Linked DNA regions of Homo sapiens: region 1 is linked to region 2. A link is a loop called in an ENCODE intact Hi-C map of the cell type or tissue named here. Cell type or tissue: ascending aorta. All regions are shown on one strand. Links, peaks and the distances in the headings refer to the core of each region. The heading gives the core; the rest is flanking DNA.

Region 1 (5,000 bases), core at 1-5,000, 310 kb after region 2:
GATATTTAGAAACAGTGGCCCTGAGTGTTCTAGTCTCCAGCTAGATTCTACCTACCTAGTTCCAGGACTTTCATGGAGTTCAGTAAACTGAAATCATCAGTTAGGGAGATTTGGGGGGAAGGATCCTTTCATCTGGCTGACTACCCATTTCTCATTCGACCCTCCCCACCAACATGCCCCACGTGGCAAGCATAAAACTGCTACACACAAAGAGGGGGCCCTGCATTTGGCTCTCAGGCCTCTGGCAGGATGAACCAGCTTCTGGTGACTCCCCACCCACCCCCAGGGAGCTAAAAGACCGGCTGTTCTGAATAGGGAGCCATCGCGCCTCAGCCAAGGCTCTCAGTTTCTGCCCCGACCCCAACCCCAGCATCCCCCCTTCCCCCCACCGCATTCCTGAGGCGGGTCATCTGCACCCTCCCTTCCTTCTCCCTCCCCTCTAAATGGACAATGTAGGCCAAAAAACCTTGGGGTTTTCCAGGCAAGCCCTTCCCAGCCAACACCGGGAGGCCCGAGGCCAAGTCAGGCCCAGGGTGGGTGGAACCCCAAGACAACGCCCTCACCCCAAAGCCCTCTGCACCCCAGGGTCTCACACTCTGGTCCTGGCCACACCTCCTTCCTCCTAGCACTCACTGTCCACCCCAGCTTCCAGCAGCCCCAGGCATGCAGGACAGAAGAGGACTCTCCTCCGGGGCCCAGAGACTATTCCCACGGACGCTGCAGTCCAGTGTTGCAGGCTCTCCCCGAAATTTTCTTTGTCTCCTGACCTGGTTCAAGTCTCATTCAACCGCTCTACGCCTCAGTGGCCCCTTCCATGAAAAGGGGACAATAATACCCCTCTGGCCAAAGCCTCTGTAAAGCAGAGATCAGGAAGCAGCCATCTCTTTTGGAGCCGAGTCTCCACTCTCCTCGCTCTTTGGAATGGGCCTCTGGTGGAGTCGCAAAGGCTGAGGGAAAAATAAGTGCCCGCAACTTTGAAAAGCCGAGGCTTCATTCTGAAGCCTACAGCCCCTTCCAGCCACTCCCCAGAACTCCTCTCCCGCCGCCCCCAGGCTGTGGTAACTGCTTCCAGCTAGGAGTGGGGCAGATGGAAGAGAGGACTTTGGGAGCCCCTTTCCAGTTCCTGAAATACATGCTGTATAAGGGAACGGGGGTGGGGGCAGGGATGCAACCCAGTCTCCTCGGTTTGACCGCTCCTTCTTTTGTCTGCCGTTAAGAATTACCCTTCACAGGCTGTTCAGAGAACGTCAAGTGCTACAGGATGCGTCGGCTAGTAGAGCGCTCCCCACCTTCGCCAAGACCACAGCACATGCGGCCCCTGACGGAGGGAGTCCGCCTCCCCACCTCCCCGGTCTGCCACCGCTCAGGGACGGGGGGCTGCCTCTCCCTTTCCTTAGGTTTCAAACCTGGGTGAGTCCTCTGACCCAGTGGAAAAAAATGGAGTGGGAGAGGTCGCGCAGCCTCCCTCCCGGCGGCTTAGGGCCCGCCCGCTGGCTCCGCTTTCGGGTTACTGCAGTTCAAACAGCACGTGCCGCCAGCGCTGGGAGCCTAGCGCAGCCGGGAGGGGCGGGGGCCTGTCCCGTGCGCGCCTCCTCCGCGCCTCCTCCAGTCGCTCGGGAAATCCAAGGGATAAACACCCACTTTCCCTTCCTCTTTCGGGGGGGGGTGGGTGCGCTTTGATCCCCGCTCGTGCCTCGCCTGCTCTCCCCCCGCCCGCCCTTCCCCCACGGCCCAGACCCGTGCGCTCCGCTGCCCAGGCTCGCCGCACCTCTCTGACCAGGCCCCGCCACCGCAGCCCACAAGCTGTCCCCAACCTCCACGCGCAGCCGCCTGCCCGCGACTCCCTTCAAGCAGCCTGTGGTGGGAAGGACAGCTTTGATTTTAGAATGATCGGTCTCCAGTCCTCGGAATTCCCTGGGAAACGTGGCGAAAAGGCGAACGCCGGCCAACTGTCCCGCCCCCTTCTTTTTCCAGCTCTGTGGAGCAAGGCAAGGACAGGCTTTGGACACCCCAGACCCCGCACGCTCAAGCTCTTCCAAGCCACCGTTGGGGGTGCCCATGACGCAGTCGGCCAGCAAGAAAAGGGACCAAGAGGAGGCCGGAGCAGGCCCTGGATCCGGACTCGAGGCCTTGTCGGCGGGGAACTGCGGAGTCTTCAAGCATGGTGTGCAAAGGGGGGCACAGATTCGGTAGGGGACATTCCCCGGGCTCCAGGAACTCCTTGCCCCGAGGTGGGGGAGGGATTGCGCGGAAGAAAACGGGCAGAGTTCTTACCTTGCGCTTGTTGCGGTGGATGTCGCCAATGGAATTGGACACCGTGTTGGGGCCCAGCAACATGCGGGTGCTGCGAGGCCACTCGGTGCTCACGAGGTGGTGCTCGCCCATGAGGATCTTGCGCACGTTCTCCGCGCCGGTCACGCGTATCAGCGGCCGCCCCAACAAATGCGTCTTGAACACGTTGCCATACTTCTCCCTCCGCGACGACTGGAAGCCAGAACCCTGCGGGAGCCACACCCGGGTCTCTCTCAGGGTGCACTTCTGCAGAGGGCCCGCGAGGGAGGGGCGGCGGACCCCAACCCGGGGTACAGTCACCTGCCCCCTCTCCCCACCAAACACACTCACACAGACGAGCACGCAGGTTTTATTTTTCATAGCGTGCACAAGAACTGCGAAGTAGGGCCTAGAGGATAATAAATAATGCAAGGAGGCGGAGGCCCAGGGGCACCCCCAGGAGGCTGTTTTTTGGTAATGACTTTCGAGAGGAAAGAGGTATCCCGGACAGCTGGACCCGAAGCGGGAGTCTCCGCCCCCACCCCCACCCCCACACCCCCACCCCGCGCTCGGGAGCCTCTCGGAATAAATATTTCCAGGCTCCGGGCCACGGGCTGGCGAGACCCCGCGGGGTGGCCGCAGGCCAAAGATTATTTATAGCGGTAAGCGGTCGGTGCCCGGAGGCAGCAACTACAGATGGGGGTTGGAGTTTCCTCCGCTCTCCGGTGTGGCCCGCGCAGGGACCCGGCGGCCCTCGGAGGACTCTGCAGGGCGGGGTCACGGGCCCAGAGCCGCGATTTTCCTAATGCATTTTGCCCTGGAAATAACGGAGACGGACTTTGGTTGCCGCCCTGGAGTTTGGAACCCGAGCGCGGGGCGGGGCGGGACCGGGCAGGGCGACCCGCGCAGGTAACCAGATCCCCGGTGGTGGCGGCGCAAGCCGAGGATGGCGGGGCCGGGGCCGGCCGGACTCTCGAAACGGCTGGCGGAGCCGGCCGGGCGCGGGTACCGGAAACCGTGGAGACCTCAGAGGGGCGGGGGCAAGGGCGTCCCGCTCACCTTTGACGTCGGCACTAGTTACCCCACCCCACGTTAACCCTTCTCCTGCCGGGGCAGCACCCGGCGCAAAGGGGAGGGGCGCCACCTGTCTAGCCGCCCCGCCTGCCAGCCCACGAGCGTACCGACTCGGGCTCCAGATCTACCCGCTCCTGCACCCCCGAGGGGACAACTCAGTCCCCCTAGCCCGGGTTGGTCCCCCTCCTCACTTTCCTTTTTTCCACAGAAAACTACTTCCAGCTAAATGTGCACACACGCCAGTACAGCCGAAAAGTGACTCTGCAGAACCCGGAGCCCTAATCACTTTTCCACATGCGCCTCCGGCCCGGCGCGCGACGGGGAACGAGCTGGGAGCGCCCGCGCAGCCAGGAGGGGGGCTGGGCCGCGGGAACGCTGTCCCCCTCCCAGGCTGGAAGGCGGGGATAATTCCCCCTGCCGTGCAGCCCTTCTAGACGGCGTCTACCCCTTTAAGAAAAATCTAGGCGGAGGTGGGGTGCGACAGAAGGGGTGGTGAGGCGAGGGTTTCCCTCCCTCCGTCTGCTATACCCGTCTCCCTCGCTCCGTCTCACTCTCCGTCTTTCCTCTCCTTCTTTTCCTCTGTTTTTCTTTTCTTTCAACACAAAAGTTGGGTTGTGAATTTTCCGAGGTCGCCGCCGCCTCGCCCCCACCCCCCGCCTCTGATCTGCCTAACTATAATTAAAGTGCGTTTTTTGTGGCATTAATAAAGAGTTATTTGTCCGCCGTTTCCACGGTCTTCACAAAGAGTACTTTCATAGGGGCGGCCGCTCGGGCCGCGAGTCCAATTTATACAAAAATGTTGTATTTTTAGCCCTGGGCTCTGTTTAGATGGCGCTCGGTGGAAACGGAGAGCCCTTGGAGGTCCCCCCGTAAAATCTGATAAATGACTCCGAAAAAATAACGCTGGGATTCAGAGGGCTCTCATTAACCCCTTAGGCGCTCCTGTACACGTACCCCCTATTTCCCTCCTCACCTCCAGATCTAGGGCCCCGGGTTGGAGGGATGGGGAGGCTTAGGTTTCCTCCTCCCTAACTTCTGTGCAGGTTGGACGCTGACCCCCAGGGGCTCTTGTGGGATTCGGAGAAAAGGTCATGGGGACCTGAGGGGGGGCAGAGAGGTCAGGAAACGAAGTGGGGGTGGGTGGTGACAGACCGTGGATTCAGCAGACTGGCTCTAAAAGGCGGGAGCCGTTGCCCAAGTTATTTTATTTCCTAAATTCGCGGCCCAAAGCCTAGAGCACCGCTGCAGTTGACACTTTAAGTGTGGTGGCGAGGGAAAGGCTCTGGGGATTTCTTTGCGGGGGGTGGGGGGGTGATACATCCATTGGTTGAAAGGACCCCCACCTCATTGCACGAACAACCCCAAAAAGAGATGGGCCTAATCCGGGACGTGGAAAGACCACAGGGCAGAGGAACTTCGAACCCCCTCCCCGCCCCCGCTCCGCTGTCACTCGTCCCGGGGCAGGGTGAGTGCGTGTGTGCGCGAGCGCGCGGATTGCACGCGTCTGTTAATTTCAAGCCAAGCTTTCGCACCTGTAAACCCACAGGTCGCAGCGCTCACCTTTCGCTTCACCTCTCTAGTGCGGGGATTGTCAGTTTCAGGACATCCCTGCTTCCCCTAACAGAACAAACGCGCGTACACACAAATACACCTCC
Region 2 (15,484 bases), core at 6,421-11,420:
ATTTAAGTCTTTAATCTGTTTTGAGTTGATTTTTGCAAGTGGTGAGAGATAAGGTTCTAGTTTCATTCTTCTGCATAAGGATATCCAGTTTTCCCAGCACCATTCATTGAAGATGCTGTTATCTGACCTTTTGATTATAGTCATCTTCATGGGTGTGTAGAGGTATTTCCTTGCTGTTTTGATTTACATTTCCCTGATGGATAATGATGTTGAGCATCTTTTCATATAAGTATTGGCCATTTGCATATTTGCTCTGGAGAAATATTTATTTTATCCTTTGACATTTTTTTTCTAATTATGGGGTGGGAAAGACCTTGCTAGGCAACACATGAAACTCAGATGTCTTAAAGGAAAAATATTGAAAGATTCAACCACATGAAAAGTGTAAACATCTTTATTTTCAAAGACAACATTAACACAATTAAATAAAAATCATTTTTCCATAGAGAAGAAAATATATGAAACACATATAGCAAGAGTCAATATTTGTAATATATAAAGAAGCCCTACAAATCAATAAGAAAAAAAATCAAACAACTCAAAGCAAACTGGGCAAAGGGTAAGAATGAGCATTTCACAGAAGGGCAAACATCCAGTACACATATGGAACAGTGCCCAACTATTCTTTAGACCTGGGACTACAAGTTATAGCAATAAGAAATTACACATTTTTCCACCACCAGCTTGGCAAACTTTTAATAAATCAATAATACATACAGTATTAGTAGTGGGTGTGAGGAAATAGGAATCTGAGACACCTGGCTGGCATGTACACAATTACAACCCTCTTGAAGGTTCTGACAGGATCTATTCACATTGAATTCATAGGAGAAATCTCACAGTAGTAAAATTGTAGATGGCTTTTGCTTTGTGTGTTTGTGTACTTTTAGAGCATTCTGTATTAAGTATGTTTCAGTTTTTTAGATGGGTTGTAGAATGTCATTTAAAAATCAAAAAGGAACCGGAGATAATCTGTTTCCTGGGAATGTCCAGATGAAAGGATTGTAGGAACATAGACATAGAAATGGTTAAGATGAGGGTATCTGGTTCCCACCTAGGTGCAAATAGTCACAGCACAATGGCTCCCTCTCCAAGAATCAGCCTCTATAAAGGGGAACCTATAAAGGAGAATGCAGAATCCAGGAAACAAAACCACAACCATCACCAGCACCACACACACGCGTGCACACACACACACACACACACACAAACACACACACGCCAGCAAAGAAAAAAAAATAGAAATATCCAGGGAAACTGAAAGGTACTTTGAACTGGTATTTTGGTAAAAACCTGAATGAAAGGTGATTGATAGTGACAATGAGAGGTTAAATGAGAGAAAAGTGGTTTAAGATCTGATCTTGCCTTTTCCCTACATTACATTAGGGCAAGCATTGTGTACCTCTTACGGCAGATTTTGGAGACAGTGGCCGTGCAGTTTGAGCAGGTATCTGTAGGGGTATTGTCTGGGCAATGCACCTACTCCTCTGGAGGAGGTAGTTGGGGAAGACAGGTTGGGACAAGCTCAGCTGCATATTCTATCTTCTTCCTCTCTCACCCTAGGCTAGTGGTTTCTATCCAGAGAGATTGTTCTTTCCACCAACCTTTGGCCTGAGGAGTTGCTTTGAAGTATGATGGTAAACAAGTGTCTCAATGTCTTGGCCCCATGACTACAGTGTGGCCTTCCCTTCTCTACTATGTATTTTAAGACAGTAACTGAGACCCTTGGAGAATACGTGCCCAAATAACCCTGAGGGAATGCCACCACCTCAAGAGTAAAACCGCATTACTTCTGAAGTAGGAATATTAGAAAACTGGATTGAAAATTTAAAATAAGCTAAACACATTTACAGAAATGGAGCACCATATATGTAATACTATGAAATGACAATTTTAAAAATTTTAAAAGTACCCGGTAGAATTATTACATAAGAGAAATATAATAGTTGAAATAAAGAACATGATACACAAATAAATAATAGTATGAATACAGCCGGAGAACAAATTAATGAATTGGAAGATCAGATTGAGGAAGCTTTCCAGAAGGTGATAGGAAAGGATAAAGGAATAGAACATACACAAAAAAAGTTAAAGAAGATAGAGTATGCAAGTGTTAACATCCAGATAATAAGAGTCCCAGAAGAAGATAAAAGCATAAGAATTAAGAAGATAAAAATATATAGAAAGTATTTGATAAAATAATAGAGAAATGTTTGCCAGAATTAAAAAATAAATAATATGAGATTAAATGGATCAATAAAGTGCAATAAAGTGCAAACAGGAGAAAGAAGGAAAATCTCACTCCTGAATACACTACAGTAAAATATAAGAATATGAAAGAAGAGAACATTTTAAAAGCTTCTTTAGAGAAAGGACTGAACAACTACAAAGGTGCAAGAGCTGTATTGACATCAGACTTCTGAATAGCAGCAGCAGAGTAAAAAAGACAATGGATTAATATTTTTTAAATATTGAAGGAAAACCTTTGAATTAAGACTTTTGTATATACCCAAATTGTCATTTGAATGACATAATAAAAATATTCCCAGTTATACATGGGCTCAGATGACCAGCTGCAAAAGACGCACACTGAAGATACTTTTTGAAGTATCTTTTAAGAAAAGAGCTAAATTCTAGAGCTACTGCAAGATATTTTAGATTCAAAGGTGGTGAAAAATCTTGTTAAACTTATATGTCTATTTGTAGTTATAAGAACAAGGAAAAGAAAAAAAGTATACATCCATGTACTACTTACATGGATGAATCCATACATTTTGGATGAAACATTATTTAGAATGAAAAAAAGAAACTTCAGAAGGTTCTGGCCCTCAGCTCTAATCCCACAAGTTTGAAAACAAATAAAACTAAAGAATTATGTTTTAAAATACATATATACATATATAAGTTTAAATGAGTTTTTTTTTAAAAAAGCAAGAGAATGATAAGGAGATGGGGCCAGGCAACAGGATTGGGGAGGAAAATAGGTAGTTGTAAATTGTCTGTAATGTTCTGTTTCTTGAGATGGGTGGTGGTCTGTGGGTGTTTATTTTCTTAAAAATAAACAAATACATATATAAGAAATAAAGGAAATCCACATGTGAACTAATGATGATGAATCATGGAGCAGACACTGTAACTCTGCACCTGAAGTCCATAAGAAGAAAAGGTAAAGGAAATGTAAGACAATCGCATTTATTTGTTTTCTTGAAGTTGCAAACTATTCATAACCAGTGTCAGGAGCTTCTGCATGAATTTCACCTGGAGCAGGAATGGGTCCAAAGGTTCACATGTGTCCCTGGCAGGGCACTTCACATTAGATGCCTTGAGTTACAAGGAGGGGTGTGGACACACAGTCAAAGAGAGGCAGGGTGGAGGGTGATCAATACATAAGTTTTAAGGTCAGAGAGCCTGGTTTCAACATCTAGCCCTGCCACTTTCCAGGGGAACAGCTGTGGATGAATTATTTAACCCGTCTGAGCATGATACAATGATATATGTACACAATGCCTTGCCTGATAAAACGATAAATGATCATGTTGCAAAATGCTTGGCACATAGCATGTGCTCAAAAGGATTAGCAAAACATAATGAGAATGAGGACTAGTATAATAAAATAAGAAAGAAGAAATAAGAAGCACTTCTAAAAAAAATCCCGAGAGATTTGAGTTGGGTTCTTTGACCGAAGATTGCTGTTAGATTCTACAATCCTGTAATAGTTCATCAACCTCCATCACTTGCCTTTGGTTTTGTTTTGTTTATTTCTTAGTTTCCTAGTAAACATTTTGAGAAAGTCCAATCTTATTTTAGCTAAGTGAAGGGGGAAAGGGACTTGGCTGGAAGAGCAAAGAGGAAGCTCTTACATTCCTGGGGAAGGCTGCCGCCCAGGCCTCCTAGGAGGAGATAAGCCAGGCGAAAGGAGTTAGGGATGCAGGACTGGGAAGGGAATCTCACGTTTGTTGTCTTTCCAGAGTCAAGTACCACATGTAGTGTTCTGGCAAAGGGCAGAGCAAGGTTGGGTAAGGTCGCATTCAGTCTTAAAACCTCAAGACTCTGCACCCTAGGTGAAGTCAAGGTCTTCTAGGTAGCAATGAGTGAAGAGAACTCAGGGAAGCCCCATGCTAGCAGTTTACAAGTCCACCTTCCACCATCTTGCTCAAGAGGGTTGCAAATGGCCATCCCTTTGCAGGTCTTCCCAGCAAGAGACTACTTTCCCAGCCTAGGCTCTGAATCCTCTAAGGTCTTCTGCCTTCTCTGGATCCCCTAGAGGTCTGATCTGGGCCACTTTCCCCACCAGGCCCCCAGGCCTCTGCTTTAGTTACCGGTAAGGACACAGAGGTACAGAGATGCATGTCATCAACTTCCCTGCCTTCTGGAAGCCAGTGACTCTGGGCCTTGAGGTCATGTAGGCCTCTGTGGATCCCCAGGCTCTCTCTGCAGTCTTTGCTGGGGTTTCTGGGAGTTTCCCGGATTGTCTCCAGTTTGCCTGTAATGCGCCCTCTTCCTCTCCATCCTGCTGCCCCTCCAGCTCCCTTCCGGCAAACCCTTGGGAAGGTGCCAGAGTTCCCTCTCCCAGCGTGCAAAAGCTCCTGTTGCTAAGGCACTGGTCCTGGCGGCAGCTGGCAGGACATATGGACAACCTCACAGTGTGATTGGTCATGGGATGGGTGGAGGCCCCAAAAGATGTCTTTTGATAGCTGATGGTCTTGGTCTCAAGTTGACTCCTTGGTGTCATCTGAATCTTCGTTTAGTTCAATGCTTCATCTTTTGTCTTCCTGCTTCCCTGAAATAAGGAATGACAAACAATCCTAGAACTGGAGCCACATGTCCCCAAATGCGTGTGGCTCAGCATTGGCCATGTTTTTCCAATTATTCCTTGCTCTGAATGCCACAGCTAATATGCGCGTGCACACTCACACACATACCCAGGGCAATTTTTAGCCAGAAATTCAGGCTCCTCTTTTCCCAGAACCCTTTGGCCCTTCAAGACCTTGCCCCACCCAGCCCCTCCATCCCTGCTCTACACCCTCTGCAGCCCCTGGCCCTTGGGCTCACCCCTGCCCTGGGAAAGTCACTCTCTCAAGACAAGATGTCCTGGTTTATGTGTTGCCCAGCACGCCTTCTCACCCGCCTGGGGATTTCTAAATCCTACCCATTCTTGAGATCCGGGGTGAGGCTGTCCACCATGACAGCTTCCCAAGGTCTGGCACCCACGCCCATCTCCCTGAAGGAGCAACTCCCAGCCTTATTGAATTAAGAATACCTACCATAAATCTTAACAAATATTTCAGGCTGATCACAAAAGGAAAGTATGTTCATTGGAAATACAGATAAACAAAATAAAGAAAATATAACCTGCCCCATTTCCTCTACTTAGGGTTAACCACCATTCACATCTTAGTGAAGGTCTAAAATGAAGGTTTTTTCCTGCACACACACACGCACACACCCTTGCTGTTTTAAAGAAAGCGAATTAGACTCATACTTACATATGGCTTTATAACTGTGTTTTTTCACTCAACAGTGTGTTGTGAGCAGCTTTCCACAAATAATCCCTTTTTTAATGTCAAAAGATTTCATGAATGACCACATAAGAAAGAGCATTTATACTTTTAAAGAAACATTTTATTATGGAAAATGTCAAACATACAAAAGTTGAGACAAGAGTATAATAATCCCCCAAATACTCATCATCCAGCTTCAATAATTATTAACATTCTCTCCTTCCAGTTTCATCCACCCCTGCCTTTTTTCCCTCGAGTATTTTAAATAAAAGGCCAGATATTGTTTTATGTCCCTGTAAACAACAATTGTCTTTATAAGGTCTGCTGCTTGAGAAAATGCATAGCAACCCAAAGGGAGTCTGCATTCAGGACCACTTTCAAATGAATCTGCATTTTATTTGTGACAGCAGCATTGATGATTTGAAAAATAGTCCCACATATACGTGCAAGTTGTATTATTTATTCAGCCTTCGGTCGATGCTTGTAGGGCATATGGATGTACAGATCTCTTGCAAGAGCTCCAGCCCACAAGCCAGGCACTGCTGGTCTGATCCACTAACTCAGGCATTCAATCAAACTCTCTCTTGCATTTTTCGCCAGTTGGTTCACACATGTGAGTTTCCTCTCCTAACTCCACCACTCCACCCTTAAATCCCAACGCCTGGGATCATGTCGGCTTCTCTCCTGCACACAAGGTTGTAAGTATCAAACTAAATTCTGGCCATAAAGTTGCTTCAAGTGAGGAGTCTCATTCTACATTGAGGAAACTGAGGCCGCAGAGGAGGAAGGATTTCTTTAGGAGCAGAGATGGAATTGTAGGTCTCCTATCTCTTAGCCTTTCCTTTCCACCTTAATCCACTGCCTTGTGGGCAGAATTTCACAGAATGTACAGGATATGGGGGGAGTGTGACCTTGAGAACGGCATATTCAGCATCTTCACTGAATTACTGCTGCCCTGGCTTCTTGTTGGGACTCCAGGGAGGTTTGGGGCCTGAATCTGGCTGCTCACCTCCCTTCCTTCCAGGTTTCCTGCCAAGGGAATCACAGCATAAGGATAAAATCCAAAAGGGAAACACAGTAGTAGCTCAATCTCTGATGAGTGCCCAGTATCTCCCTGAAGCAGGACTTCTCTGATAAGCTGGGCTGGCCCCAGAGACCCTTTCCTGGAAGCCCAAGGGATGTTTCCTGTCCCCAAGTCCCTAACATCCACGTCTCCACCTAGCTATAGGCTGGAAATGTCCCATCCACCTACCCACAGGCAAACAGAGAAAGACATGGCTGCTTTTGTGTCTGGGAGGTGTGACACAGCACAGTAAGCGAGAGTGGGCAGGAAGGTGGTCGTGCCTGCCTGGGAAGGCTGAGTCCCAGGAAGTGAGAGGGAAAGGAAGGTGGTATCTGAGTGAGCCCACTCTCAGAAAGCCTGGTCAAGGGAGCATTCTGCTCTGACTAGAGCAACGCGTTTCTCAAGGACCAGATAGGAGGAAGATGAGGAGGAGGTTCATGATCATTCCCCCTGCCATGCCCAAGGTTGGAGAGAAGCTAGGAGGACTTCCCTCCCTTTGTGAGTCAAGCTGAGCTGTAGAGGTAAGCATCCTGGCTCTTCTCCAGAATATTGAAAGATTTAATGTTTACTATTCTGACCATAATCTGTAGTTACTTTGTTAAAACTGAGATAGACTGATGTCTTTGTGAGCCACTGTACTGTTTGTATGTTATAATTACACACTAAATTGTGCTATAGAAAGTCTACATATTTATTCCTCATTTCCATTTTTCTGCCCGAAGTTTTAGATTTAAAAACTAATTTTCTTCTCTCACCCTCCCTCCATCTCTCCCTTCCTTCCTTCTATCGACCTGCAACTTTTAGAGACCTGCTAGGGGTCAGATTGTTTGCTTACGCCCAGGGCTTTTGTAGTTCAGAGGCTCCCACATTCAGAGTGAGACAGCTGGACTGAGGCAGTGAGAAGGAGAGGGCCCTGGGGGAAGAGCAAAGGTACAGTTGTATAGGAATGGTCAGCCATGAGACACACCCTTGACTCCACGTGTCCTCATTCCTGCCACTAAAGAATAAAAATCCCAGTCAGTTACAACGGCAGCAATCGAAATCCAGCTTCTGATGTGAGATCTCACCAGGGCCCCCAGAGGTTCAACCAAAGGGAGGAGGCACAGGGCAAAGCCCAGGCAGAGATTCCTCACGCTCCTCCCCCGACTGCCATTAAGAAGATTCTTTTATAAGAAGATCAATCTAACCTTCAGAAATTGAGGGAAAGATAGACCATCCAGTGGCACATTGTGTGATTCAGGTTCTTAGTCAAAAGGAGCTTAGAAGCCTGGGAGCCTCCCCAGAAGAGGTCAGAGGTGATCTGTGAGATGAATATGAGTCCTGAACAAGCTGAGGATAAACCACGAGGAGAAGAGAGAGTGCTTCGGGGAGGGGAGAATGCAGACAAAGTTTGGGAGGTAGGAAGGAGCCCAGCCTGCTCTGGAGATGGAGAGGAGCCAGGCCTGGGTAGAAGGCAGGTGTGTAAGCCCCGAGGAGAGAGTGATGGATAGGCTGGTGAGGAAACAGCAGATTTCAGGGGCCTGCATCAGATGCATTTGTAGGACACTCTCTTGGAATTTTTCTGGAGAGGTAGGGAATCTGGGTCTGCGTGTATTTTTAGCCTGTCTTTTCTGCCCTCTTCTGAGCAATGATTCTAAGAGCTTTCAGCCTGAGGTCATCTGTTTTCCTAGTGCCTGTTCCAGGGAAGCAGATGCCAGCACCACTACCTCACACAGAGGCTGCTGCCGCCCCAGCGCTGACCCCAGGAGAGCGACGTGTCCACTGCACCACGGGAGCAGGCTGTAGGAGGCTGCCCCATGGGAGGCTCCACAGTCCCGAGCTCTGCCAGAATGTCACCCTTCTGTTCTGGCATGACCCTAGAGGAGAGTTTCTTTGAGGTCCATGGGAAGCCCCAGATGCCTGTCCCCATTTCCTTCAGGGCCAATATGGGCACCCCTCAGGCTGGAAGGCTGTGGAAGGACGCGGGTTGTGGGATCCAGCCCTCAGGATTGCAAATGTCTGCCTCAACCTTGTTTCCCGGGAATTCTGCCCTTCCTGTCTGTCTTGTTACCTTCCAGCTCCCTGCCTCTCCATCGCCATTTCCTACCTCTCTGCCAGCAAAGCAGGGGCAGGTTATTTTCTAAGACTCTGCTTTCTCCATTTAGGAATCTATAGTGCACACAACGGCTCCTAGAGGAGAGTTCATTTGCTCCCTCGCTACAACCCAGTCTAAAGCTTCTTTTCTGTGCTCTAGGTTCATGTTTTCAAGTCCTCAGTGGACATGACTACTGGAGAATCATGACCCAAAACAATTCACAGTCTTCCCTCCAGAATGTAACTCCTTTCGGCCATCTTGTTTATGTCAGGGATGCCTCCAGTCTCCTCCCAGGCTGAGCCCCTGGGACATGGCTCCTCTTCTTTACCTCCCACATCCAGTTAGGCAGCAAAATGGGTCCATCCTTTCTCAGCACCACTTTTCCATTTCTGCCACATCTACCATTTCAATCCCAGCTCTCCTTGTTGCTTGGCAGGATGACCCCCACAGCCCCCAAGTGGTACCTTCCCTGAAACCCCTTCTTACCCTGCCCCTCTGCAATGCCACTGCCACCCCTTCACAAGTCTTCTGTTACCTCTTTTCTTGTCTCATCAAATCTCAAGTCTTTGCTCTGGCTGCAAGGTCTTTACCTGGTTCCCCGCTTCTGCCCAGCTTTAGCTTCTCTTCCCCTCCTCCTCTCTTCCACTCCTGTCATTCTGAGTCGCTCACCATCCCTGAAACATATCTAGCTTATTCCCCTTAGGGGATCTCTGTCCTGTGGATCCCCCACCTTCCTCCCTTCTCTCCACTGTATGTCAGATCCCTAGCAAGGATTTAATTAGCCAAAGGCAAACTCAAATTTCCTTCTCAAAGTTTACAAACATTCCTGCCTGGAACTGTCCTCAGATACAGCTTCTAAGTCACAGAAGAAAATTCTTCTCATTGCTAAAATATTTTAGCCATTATTTTTATTTTTGCCAGAGTGGTATTACTCAGTTTGGTGACCCAGGCTTATTAATATGATTCTGCTGAAAAACATAGAACAAGACATGAGCAGACATGGAAGAGATTTGTTGGGGGAAATGGCTGTGAGGAATAAAAGAGAAGGAGCTAGAGAAGGGGAGCACAGCCTTCAGATGGCACTGCATGTTGGACTCCTATGGAGGAGAGAAGGAAGAAAGAAGGGCTGGGGAGGAAGAGTCTGAGACTGCAGTGCAGTTCTAAGAAAATTTCATCCATGATGTGGAGTCGGACGGGGAGTGCCTGAGCCAGTCACCTCGCTGTGGTTGGTCACTGGCCAGAGTAGCCCTTGGGAAGCAGGGCCTTGGCACAAGTGATATGGCAGATCTATAAGGACAGCAGCAGGAGCCACCTGTCCATCTGCTCATCACAGCAGGAGTTCCAACAGGGCATTCTCATGGCAGCCACACAACACTTGGTTTCTGCTGCTGAATGAAGATTTGAATGAGGACGCAAACTCCAAATCATTCCAAGGTTGAAGAATTAAATCCAAAAATATGTATTCCTAAAGAGAATTCCCTGAGAGAAGGCAATTTATCTTCATTATCACATCAAGGCTGTGTCACCATCATTACCGCCATCTCCACCATCATCATACTATAACCACCTTAACCATCATCATTACCATCATCATCACCGTATCATCGCCATTCCTCCCATAATCACCACTATCACCTAACCACATCATCACCACTACCATGACCACTATTATTGCCATCAACACTACCACCACCAGCAGGATCATCACCATCATCACCACCACCATTACCACCATCATCGCCATTACCATTGCCATTTCCACCACCATCACCACCAATATTATCATCACTATTTCCATCATCATCATCATCATCACCACCACCATCACCATCATGACCACTACCATTATCATCAGCCACCAGTACTATCACCATTATTACCACCATTATCATTATGAAGTCAGAGAGTATGGTATGGAGAAAAAGAATCTGATTGCAAGGCTTAACACCTGGGCTTTGATCCCATCTCTGCTGCTGATTTGCTGTGTGGCATTGGACAATTCTCTCCATCTCTGTGAATCTTCATTTTATTTTTCTGTTTAGCAAATAATTACAGTGCATCTGCTGAGCCAGGCTCTCCTATCTGGAGGAGTGAGTAGGCCTACTGTAAGTCTGACCAGCTGCCAACTCTGAGGCCAAACAATCAATGGCATTGCATGACATTGACCACACCTAAGGTTTTATGAAAACAGTGGTCATGGTAGCTGCACAACGGGATGTGACCTTGCCCTGTTTAGAATACCCAAGGGCAATAAAAGCAATTTTATATCTTTTCCAGTTCCTGTGGGGAGCAATAAATGCATCACTAAACTCAAAGACCTCAGGAATGAGGAGAAAATTCACTGGAGAACTTGGGCTCAAGCTTTAGCTCATACCTATTAAGGCCTAGGTAGGGTAAGGCCTCCCACACTGGTCGCATGACATATTGTGGCCGAGCTAGGCTGTTGATTCTCAGCCGCCAAGTGTTTCCTGGAGCTGCTGGAGGAGGATGGTGGCTGGGTGGGACCTGTCTGGGATGGGGACAGGAATGTTGCTAGAGTACAGCTCAAGGGTGAAATGAAGGCCATAGGCCCTGGGTGATGACAGAGGCAGCTGCCGCAAGCCAGAGTCCCAGCCACATCTGGGCTTCTGATTGCACAATCCAGCTGTTGGCTGGGCCTGCTGACTCCCCAGTGGGATGGGCTGGCTGGGAGACTGGAGGAGGGTGGGCTAGAGGCCTTGGGAAAATTCAGCACCTGCAGATGAGTCTGGTGAGTCCCTCTTCCTTTCGGAGAGTGCCCTGGCTGAGGATGAAAGTGGGTGGGTGGGGGTCGAAGGATCTTTTTCTGTTCTCAGTATCCCTTTATCCTGCTCTCTGTTACCCCATGTTCCTAAAAAGGGAATTTCCACAGTTCCCTTCCCACCATCCTGGGGATTGGGCAGGGGCGGAGGGTGAACTGAGGGGCAAAGGAGAGATGGAAATTCCCTTAAAGTTGGCAATAGTTGGGGGTGCCATGTGCAGGACTGAAACTACTAATCTGTGGCTTCAAGTTTGTTCCAGGAAGGATGCATTCTTAGCACCCCCCAACCTGAGATCCTTTGTACCCAAGGGTCCCCTGTTCCCTGGAACCTGAAAGAGGTTCTTGAGCTGTTTACTCTCTTGCGCTGTCTACTGTGCATAGGCTGTCTACTCTCTCATTAATCTGTGTCCCTCATCTGACCTCTCCCCATGCAGATGTTAAGGCTGGGACCCAGCAAGAGACAGAGTCCTGAGCCCTCCCTAAAGTCAAGAGCCATGTCTCGCTTTGGGAAAGGAGTTCCCCCATGCTTCCCCCACAAAGCTGGGGTTCCTGGGGGATTGGGTGCAGAGTGCCCCAGGAAGGGAGGAGTTGGGGAGGGGGATTCCTTATTCTCCATGATCAGCAGGAGTGAGGCTCTGTGAGGAATAGAACACCACAGCTAATTTTGGCACTCTATTTTTTTTTTTTTTGAGAACTGGCACAAAACAGAAAATACAATATTTCCTCAATTTTAAGACTTGACTGATTGTGAGAAGCCCTACTGATGTAATAACATGTTTTTATTTTGGTTTGTATTTTTCCTTTGGTGATGGGGTGGAGAGACTTGAGGTGAGAGTGGGCGTGAATTGCCTGACAAGAACTCAAGCCCCTCTTCCTGTATCAGCAAAATTTGGGGCTTTCCAAGATGAAGCCAGAATTCTAACTGTCCAGGTTTCTTCTTGTAATTGTGGCTTGAGTGGAGGTGAGATGGTTGGATGAGAAAGTAAAGTAATTCCCCTCCTTTCCACAACCCCATTCCTAACACACTTCCCATTCCCATTCAAGGGACACATTCTCTGAGGGCCAGAGGGACCTTAAAATACACCTCCAAGTTATGTTCAGATACATTTAGGGGAAGGGACCCCAGAATTCCTGCCCCCAAAGAAATAATCCCATCTCAGGGCCACCTCAGCAGTTAAAGATTTCTTCTTCATGTGGAACTAAAATAGACCTCTCGGTACTTCTGGGTTTGAGTTCTACCCTAGGGAGCACAAAGCATAAGTTATATATTTTTAATAAAATGGCAAGTATTCTTAGACCTTTTCTTCTTTTGATGAAATTTTCATGCCCCATTTCTTCTGTTTGAAACATGGATTTCAGATTCCTCCCCATCTCGCTGCCCCTTCTATTTGTCAATATCCTGTTTAAAGGATTGAAGCCACAACTTAGCGCCATGTATCAGAGATGGCGTGGTACCCATGGGGCCCTTCCTAAATGATGACATGGTGCATTTTTTCATTCCAAGACTGCAAGTATTTTTGTGTCTGTCTGTTTTCCACTGAGCTTATAGTCAATCAAAATTCTTAGGCCCTTTACAAACTGAAATAGTCTTCTATGTCCTGGCAATTTGTATTTGGTTATTTTCCTGGACCTTAATATAGGATTTTGTACTAAACCTACATTTTAAAATACTTAGTTTTGCTAGATGCACCTTATCATCTCAACCAGAGTATTAGTTTCCTATAGCCGCTGTAAAAAAATTACAACACACAACACAAATGTATTATCTTGTAGCCCTGCATATCAGAAGTCAAAAATGGATTTCACTGGGCTAAAATCTAGGCCTAGGCAGGGCTGCGTTCCTCTGGAGGCTCTAAGAGACAACCAATTTCCTTGTCTTCTTTAGTTTCTAGAGGTTGCTAGCATCCATTGGCTCAAGACCCTTTCCTCCATCTTTAAAGTCAGTAGCACAATATCTTCAAACCTCTCTCCTACTCTGCTTCTACCCTCACATCTCCTTCTGTAACTATTCAAAAGATTCTTTCTTTCTTTTTCTTTTTTTTTTTTCCATTGACCAGCCACAGCAGTATCAAAGGATTCTTGTGATTACATTGGGCCCACCCAGATAATCCAGGATCATTTTCCCTTCTCAAGATGCTTGACATAATCATACTTGCAAAGTCCCTTTTACCATGAAGGGTAACATATCCTTAGATTCCAGGGATTAGGACATGGACAATTTTGAGAGGGCCATTATTCTGCCTACCAACCAGTTAAGATATTTTGGCTCCTGATTGTAGAGTCTAATGTACTAATTATTTCTGTTAACAGTTACAGCATCTGTCAAATTGATTTGCGTCCAGCCATTATTCTCATGCAAACTACTGATGAAAATGTTGAGGAAGGCAGGAACCAGTATAGTCTTCAGGTTGACACTGGTTCATTAACAAACACTCTTGGATTATGATCATTCGTACAGTTAAGAGTCCACAGATAGACTACATTTCCCCCTGATTTCTTCCTTCTTTTTCTCCTACCTTCCTTCCCTTCTTTATTTTCTTTTCATAAATCCAATTTATATAAGCACTGCACCAAATTACAGAATATAGGAGGGGACAAACTAGAAACAGTCTCTTCCTCATTGGGTCTTATAGTATATTGGTGAAGAAATATTATTAAACAATTACTCTAGCTAAGGTTTGATTTGGCAGTGCCTACTGGAGATGCAACTTCAGTGCCTTAAAGAAAAAACTATTTCTCTTTGCCCATGAGAGAAGCCTAAGGTAGGCAGCCCACAGTTAGTAGAGCAGTGCATGAAGTCATAAGAAATCCACACTATTTGGATCTTTCTGCTTCACTACCCTGGCTTCCATTCTCAGGGACACCTCATATTCCAAGATCAATGCTGAAGCTCCAATCATTTCACCCTTTTCAAGTATCAGGACAGAACAGGAAGCAAAGATAAAGAAACGTCTCTGCCCCTTAAAAGGGTTTTCCTGGAAGTTTCCTACAATACTTCTACTTATATCTTACTGGCTAGAGCTTATTTAATTACTTGGACATATCTGGCTGCAAAGGGAAGCTGGAAAATATAACTTTTTGTTTGTTGCATTGCAGCTTCCACAAGGGTACCAATGCAATTCAATGGGAAAAGGAAAGTCTTTTCAACAAATAGTGCTGGAACAACTGGATAGCCATATGGAAAACAAAATTCAATGCTGACTCCTAACACAAAAATTTATTAGACCTGGATTAGATCAGAATGTAAAAGCTAAAACTATAAAGCTTCAAGAAGAAATCATGAGATAATATTTTTATGACTTCGGGGAAAAGATTTCCTAGGTTGGACAAAAAAAAGTACTAACCATAAAATTAAAAAAATTATAAACATAACTTTTGCTCATCAAAATAAAAAATATTTGCTTATCAAAAAATATTATTAGAAAAATTAAAAAGCAAGATACAAACTAGAAGAACTCTATCTATCTGATTCATATCCAGAATAAAGATACAAATCAATAATGAAAAGATAAACAATACAATAATAACAATTCTACTTATACTGATATCAATACAGTCAGCCCTCTGTGGGTTCCACATCCATGGACTTAACCAACCACAGATAAAAAAAATTATTAAAATACCCAGTAACAGATAATAATACAACAATAAAAATAATACAAATAAACAACCAATATCATATAACAATTGTTTGCGTGGCATTTACATTGGATTAGGCATTCTACGTTATCTACAGATGATTTAAAATACATGGAAGGATGTGCATGGGTTATATACAAATACTACACCATTTTATGTAAGGAACTTGAGTATTCATGGATTTTGGTAGGGGGATCCTGGAACAAATCTCCCATGGATACTGAGAGATGACTATTTTGAAGAACGGTTTGGCAGTTTTGTATAAAGTTAAACACATACCTAATGTATAACCAGCAATACCACTTCCAGGTATTTACCCAAGAGAAATAAAAACACAGATCCGCAAAAAGATGGTTCATGATTGGTCATAATTTGCAGAAGCTTATTCATAATTACCCCAAAGTAAAAGCAACCAAATGTTTATCAAC

Evidence for each region. Peaks named below come from ENCODE experiments on the same cell type or tissue, not always from the same donor. Only the 100,000 strongest peaks of a DNase experiment are listed, where the experiment ranks them.
Region 1: a loop joins it to region 2, with 5 times the contacts of the local background. A loop is called at or near these places in 1 of 110 quality-filtered maps.

The regions. Positions count from the first base shown.
Region 1 is chr2:72,141,715-72,146,714 of GRCh38, forward strand. It overlaps CYP26B1 (cytochrome P450 family 26 subfamily B member 1), which reads right to left. Exons shown (of 6, transcript NM_019885.4): 2 at 2,275-2,499. Among named protein-coding and RNA genes, the nearest start is that of CYP26B1, 3.6 kb to the right of the region's middle. RefSeq lists an enhancer at 4,824-5,000. In ascending aorta, for the core only: a CTCF peak has its summit at 2,651; DNase peaks (open chromatin) are centred at 1,527, 2,897, 3,307, 3,847 and 4 weaker places; H3K4me3 peaks cover 4,343 bases; H3K27ac peaks cover 5,000 bases; H3K27me3 peaks cover 428 bases.
Region 2 is chr2:71,823,145-71,838,628 of GRCh38, forward strand. No RefSeq gene overlaps it. Among named protein-coding and RNA genes, the nearest start is that of CYP26B1, 320 kb to the right of the region's middle. RefSeq lists an enhancer at 7,057-8,256. In ascending aorta, for the core only: no CTCF peak of the experiment used is centred there; DNase peaks (open chromatin) are centred at 8,297 and 11,188; H3K27ac peaks cover 2,694 bases.